Regions from separate parts of the Homo sapiens genome. Here region 1 is linked to region 2. A link is an interaction called in ENCODE POLR2A ChIA-PET data of the cell type or tissue named here. Cell type or tissue: Panc1. All regions are shown on one strand. Links, peaks and the distances in the headings refer to the core of each region. The heading gives the core; the rest is flanking DNA. Region 1 has its middle 89 kb from the start of LMNB1. Region 2 has its middle 48 kb from the start of SPMIP10.

Region 1 (2,806 bases), core at 225-2,724, 190 kb before region 2:
ACCTGCTTTCTGGCAGACGGACCACATGAAGCCTGGTGCTGCTGAGGCTGGAGTCATGAGAAGTTGGCACTATGGCTTGTGATATCTGGGCAACTGCCAACTCTCTCAAAATGTGTCAGTTCTGCAGAAATACATGGGCTATGATCCACCAATTTTCTCTTTTTTTTTTTTTTTTTTTGAGATGAAGTCTTGCTCTGTCGCCCAGGCTGGAGTGCAATGGCACGATCTTGGCTCACTGCAACCTCTGGCTCCTGGGTTCAAGCGATTCTCCTGCCCCAGCCTCCCAAGTAGCTGGAATTATAGGTGCGCACCACCACGCCCAGCTAATTTTTGTATTTTTTAGTAGAGACGGGGTTTCACCATGTTGGTCAGGCTGATCTTGAACTCTTGACCTTGTGATCCACCTGCCTTGGCCTCCCAAAGGGCTGTGATTACAGGCGTGAGCCACCGCACCTGGCCTCTTTTCTTTTTTTATTGATGCCTTCAGATGATACGCTCCTTTTTTTTGGCTTCACAAAAGTCTCAGTGTCTAGGAATTGGCTTTAAGACATTTTGCCTTCCCCTTGCTATTTAAGTCATTCTGGGGTGATACTGTCTCCTCTTCCCAACGTGATAGAGTAAAAGAGAACCAGCTAGGGAGTAAGGCTACATGAAAGCTTTTTGTGCGGCTTTTTTCGAGACAGGGTCTCCCTCTGTCACCCAGGCTGAAGTGCAGTGGCACAATCTCGGCTCACTGCAACCTCCGCCTCCCAGGTTCAAGAGATTCTCCCACCTCCGCCTCCCAAGTAGCTGGGATTACAAGTGCCCACCAACACACCTGGCTAATTTTTGTATTTTTAGTAGAGACAGGGTATCACCATGTTGGCCAAGCTGGTCTCAAACTCCTGACCTCAAGCAATCCATCTTCCTCAGCTTCCCAAAGTGCTGGGATTACAGGCATGAGCCACCATGCACAGCCAAGACGTGAGTTTGAATCCTGGCTCCATAATGCCCCAGCTGCAGATTGCAGAAAAGTGACCCCATCTACCTAAGCCTCAGTTTTTGCTCCTGTAAAATGGAGACAGTATCTACCTCATATAGTTCTTGTAAGATTCACAAGGCTTAGCTCCCGCTTCACAGATGAACAGTGGTGCCACTCCCTTTCTATCCTTTCACTCACTGTTGCTACCATCTAGGTTATTTTGCCCTAGCCAGGGTTTCAAAGAACAATTTTAATAATCAATTTGAAAGACCATAAACAAATTGTTTTAACTCTTATTCAAATGGAAGAGGGATTAATTTTAAATAATCAACAGATATTTATTGTGCACTGTGCTTGGGAATAAAAAGAACTATTAAGATAACTTTCTGGAGGTTGAAATTACTGATTTGATTGAGATCTTTGAATTATGGGTAGATTTTTATTTTCCCTGTATTTCCTGATACCAAGACCTAGGGTTAATTGAGAATTCATTACAGATAAAAATTTGCTAGTTCTGGGTCTAGTGCTACAGAGGAAAACGAATATAGCCCATCAGTTGTCTGTGTTCCCAGAAATGAGACATTCGTGAGTCACTGAGCTCATACATCCAATGCTTTCTTGAGGCTCTAAATTCTGTGCACAAAGACAACAGAAGGAGAGTTGGCTCAGGGAGCCCTGCTTCGTTATGAGACACTCTCTTTTTTGGAATACACTTTTCATCTATCAATCAGGGCCATAGTTTTCCCATCAAGGAAATGAATATATGAGTCTTTAGCAGAGGTTTTAGCTTATCTGTGAACATCATGTGCAAAGAATTAAGTTAATCTTACATTTTTGGTCATGACACTATTTCTGTGACCATTAGGTCCTTGTTTTTTATTCCACAAATATGTATATAGTGCCAGGCCCTTCTCATGAGCCATGCACTATCCAGCACTTTGATTTTTTTTTTTTAAGACAAAATCCTACTCTGTCGTACAGAGCTGGAGTGCAGTGGGGGAATTTCGGCTCGCTGCAACCTCCACCTCCGGGGTTCAGTCCGTGGCATCTGTTTCTAGGGCGTCTTGAAACGGCTATGGAGGCCCAAGTCTCCTTCCTTAGCCTCCCGAGTAGCTGGGATTACAGGCGCGCGACCACCATACCCAGCTAATTTATTTTATTTTATTATTTTTTTTTTTTTAGTAGAGGTGGGGTTTCACCATGTTGGGCAGGCTGGTCTCGAACTTCTGACCTCGTGATCCGCCCGCCTTGGCCTCCCAAAGTGCTGGGATTACAGGCGTGAGCCAATGAGCCCGGCCCTATCCAACACTTTAAAACTTACCTCCTGGCCAGGCGCGGTGGCTCACGCCTGCAATCCCAGCACTTTGGAAGCCTGAGGCAGGCAGATGGCTTGAGTCCGGCAGATGGCTTGAGCCCAGGAGTTCGAGACCAGCCTGGGCAACACGGTGAGACCCCCAGCTCTCCACAAAATACAAAATATTAGACAGGTGTGTCGGTATGCACCTGTGGACCCAGCTACTCAACAGGCTGATGTGGGAGGATCACTTCAGCCCCGGAGGTCGAGGCTGCAGTAAGCCGAGATGGCGCCACTGCACTTCCTGCCTGGTGGACAGAGCGACACCCTGTGTCAAAAGAGAAAAAAATAAAATTACTTTATTTAATCCTCATAACCTTATCTAGTGCCACGTAACAGAACTTAGTGGTCCAAAACAACTACGTTATTGTATCTCATTATTCCACGGGTTGATCTGGCCACAGCTGGGCAGTACCTCTGCCAGGTGTCTTACACAGTCCGATGGCACAGTGCTGCTCCATGTGGCCCGCCTCTCCACGTGGCAGCTGTTT
Region 2 (2,806 bases), core at 244-2,743:
ACTCCAGAACTCTGGGAGCCCTAGGTGGGCGGATCACCTGAGGCTGGGGTTCAAGAATGGCCTGACCAACATGGAGAAACCCCGTCTCTACTAAAAATACGAAAAATTAGCCGGGCTTGGTGGCACATGCCTGTAATCCCAGCTACTCGGGAAGCTGAGGTAGGAGAATTGCTTGAACTTGGGAGGCGGAAGTTACGGTGAGCCGAGATTGCACCATTGCACTCCAGCCTGGGCAACAAGAGCGAAATTACGTCTCAAATAAAATGAAATAAAATAAATAAAATAAAATAAAACAACTCCTAAACCTTGGTGGCTAAACACAGTAAAAGTTTATTTCTCATTCACTTAACAGTGCAGGTGTTCCTGACTGGTGGCAGCCTTCCATGAGGTGATTCAGGAACCCAAGCTCCTTTAATCTGGGTAGGGTTAACCAGTAGGGTTAACCCAGCTGTAGGGTTTCCATGTCCTCTGCGTGCAGGATGAAGGATGGAGAAAGAACAAGCAGAGAAGGCTTCTTAATCTTCTTGGTCTTGAGAGAATACATCTCATTTCCTCTCACATTCCACTGATGAGAACTATCCACATGGCCCTGGCTCGTTGCAAGGAGGCTGAGAAATGCAGTCTATGGCTGGACACTGCCTCCGGGCACTGTGGAAGGGGGAGCACAAATGTTTGGTGAACCTTCCGGAAGCAAGGGGCTGGGCCTATTCCCCTGCATCCAACAGTCATTGACCACAGATTATCTGTGGGGTGGGGAGTATGTTAATCTTTCAGTCATCTGAGGCTTAGGCAGCTCCCTTCAGCCAAATGCAAATCTCTGGGGAGGAGCACATGTGTAAACCATTAGCAGCCAATGCTGGCACACCAGCCTGTCTAGGGGGGTTTATGAGGGCACCAACAGCATCTGCTACAGTCTACCCTTTGTACCATTCAGCTCCAAATGTTTCTCATGTTAATGTCAGTCCATCTGGCTGCAGGTTTTCTGGGATTCTGGCTGGTGCAATTTCTGGGACCTTAAAAGAGAAAGGCTAGTGGAACAAACTGAACAACCCTGACTGCTGCGGCTGGTCCTGAGGCTATAATAAATACAGTGTTGCCCAGGTTGAATTGTTGCTCTTTGCAGAATGAAAGGGGTCTGATATAATCATTTTACCAACAAGTAGCGGTTGGTTTTCTCAAGGTGCTGTACTGCCTGGAGGGCTCAGTTTTGCTCTTTGTTCCTGTGGCTGGACACTCAGCAGCAACAGTAACTGGATCAGCATTTTTGAGAGGGAACCCATGCTGCTGAACTCACGCATAACCCACATTGCTTCTACCACAGCTACTCTGCTCATAAACCACTGTGCAAACGCTGGTGTGGCTGAGGATAGAAGCTAGCTGGCATCCACTAGGTGACTGCCTGTTTAGAGCCTCATCTGCAGTGCATGCTCTCTAGTGGACATTAGCTGGCATTTCTTGCCCACTCCCATCAATCTACTCACATGCTTCTTCTCCAAGCATTCTTTTTTTGTTTGTTTTTGAGACGGAGTCTCGCTCTGCTGCCCAGGCTGGAGTGCAGTGGCACAATCTTGGCTTGCTGCAACCTCTGCCTCCCGGGTTCAAGCAATTCTCCTGCCTCAGCTTCCAAGGGGCTGGAATTACAGGCGTGTGCCACCATGCCCAGCTAATTTTGTATTTTTAGTAGAGACAGGGTTTCACTATGTTGGCCAGGCTAGTCTCAAATTCCTGACCTCAGGTGATCCACCTGCCTCGGGCTCCCAAAGTGCTGGGATTACAGGCATGAGCCACCATGTCCAGCCTCTCCAGGCATTCTTTGTAATTTTTTTCAGTCTTGTTATTTCCAAGCCGGCAGACCACTTGCCACTGCCCATGAACCATGTATCCCCACCTTTTGCTGGGCAATGTTTCTCTCCACACATAGTAGACAACCAGGAGTCCCCCGTCCCCTGAATTTCTGGCCATTGAGATAATTAGCGTCCACCATTATCTTTCAGCCCAAATGGGCCGTAGAGCAGCAACAGTCTCTTTTCTGCCTATAGCAACATACCAAGGCCAGGATTTTTCTTTCTCTATTGGGTGGTCCTAGTGAAGCCTCATGAAACTATAGGTATGAGCTGAAGGAAAAATGTTTGTGTAAGAATAGTGGGTGATATGTCAGCCTGGACTACTGACATCAGTTTGTACAGATTATTTGTGCCTTCCGGACCTACCTGATCCCAGTTTCAGATGTACTGTTTCCACCTTATGATGGAATGCACTGACATCTGCGAGTTTATGACTTGGTAGATCATAATAGGCAGCTCACTCTAATTTCATGATCATTGGATGTCTCATAATCAGTCTCTTCCAGGTCCCAATAGTGTGTGAGAAGCTGGGTTTTTTGTTTGTTTGTTTTTGAGACAGGGTCTCCCTCTGTTGCCTGAGCAGGAGTGCAGTGGCCTGATCTTGGCTCAATGCAACCTCTGCCTCCCGAGGCTCAAGCAGTTCTCATGCCTCAGCCTCCCAAGTAGCTGAGACTATAGGCCCATGCCACCACACCTGGCTAATTTTTTGAATTTTTAGTATAGATGGGATTTACTATGTTGGCTAGGCTGGTCTTGAACTCCTGAGCTCAAGTGATCCACTCACCTTGGCCTCCCAAACTGTTGGGATTACAGGTGTGAGCCACCACGCCAGAGCTGGTTTTTGTTGTTGTTGTTGCTTTTTTGTTGTTGTTTGTTTGTTTGTTTCAGATGGAGCCTCGCTGTGTCATACAGGCTGGAGTGCAGTGGCACAATCTTGGCTCACTGCAAGATCCGTCTCCCAG

Evidence for each region. Peaks named below come from ENCODE experiments on the same cell type or tissue, not always from the same donor. Only the 100,000 strongest peaks of a DNase experiment are listed, where the experiment ranks them.
Region 1: POLR2A ChIA-PET joins it to region 2 with 7 read pairs; 1 of 35 experiments calls an interaction of 5 or more read pairs at or near these places.

What each region holds. Positions count from the first base shown.
Region 1 is chr5:126,864,253-126,867,058 of GRCh38, reverse strand. No RefSeq gene overlaps it. Among named protein-coding and RNA genes, the nearest start is that of LMNB1, 89 kb to the right of the region's middle. In Panc1, for the core only: no CTCF peak of the experiment used is centred there; a DNase peak (open chromatin) is centred at 1,558.
Region 2 is chr5:126,678,342-126,681,147 of GRCh38, reverse strand. No RefSeq gene overlaps it. Among named protein-coding and RNA genes, the nearest start is that of SPMIP10, 48 kb to the right of the region's middle. In Panc1, for the core only: a CTCF peak has its summit at 1,457; a DNase peak (open chromatin) is centred at 1,417.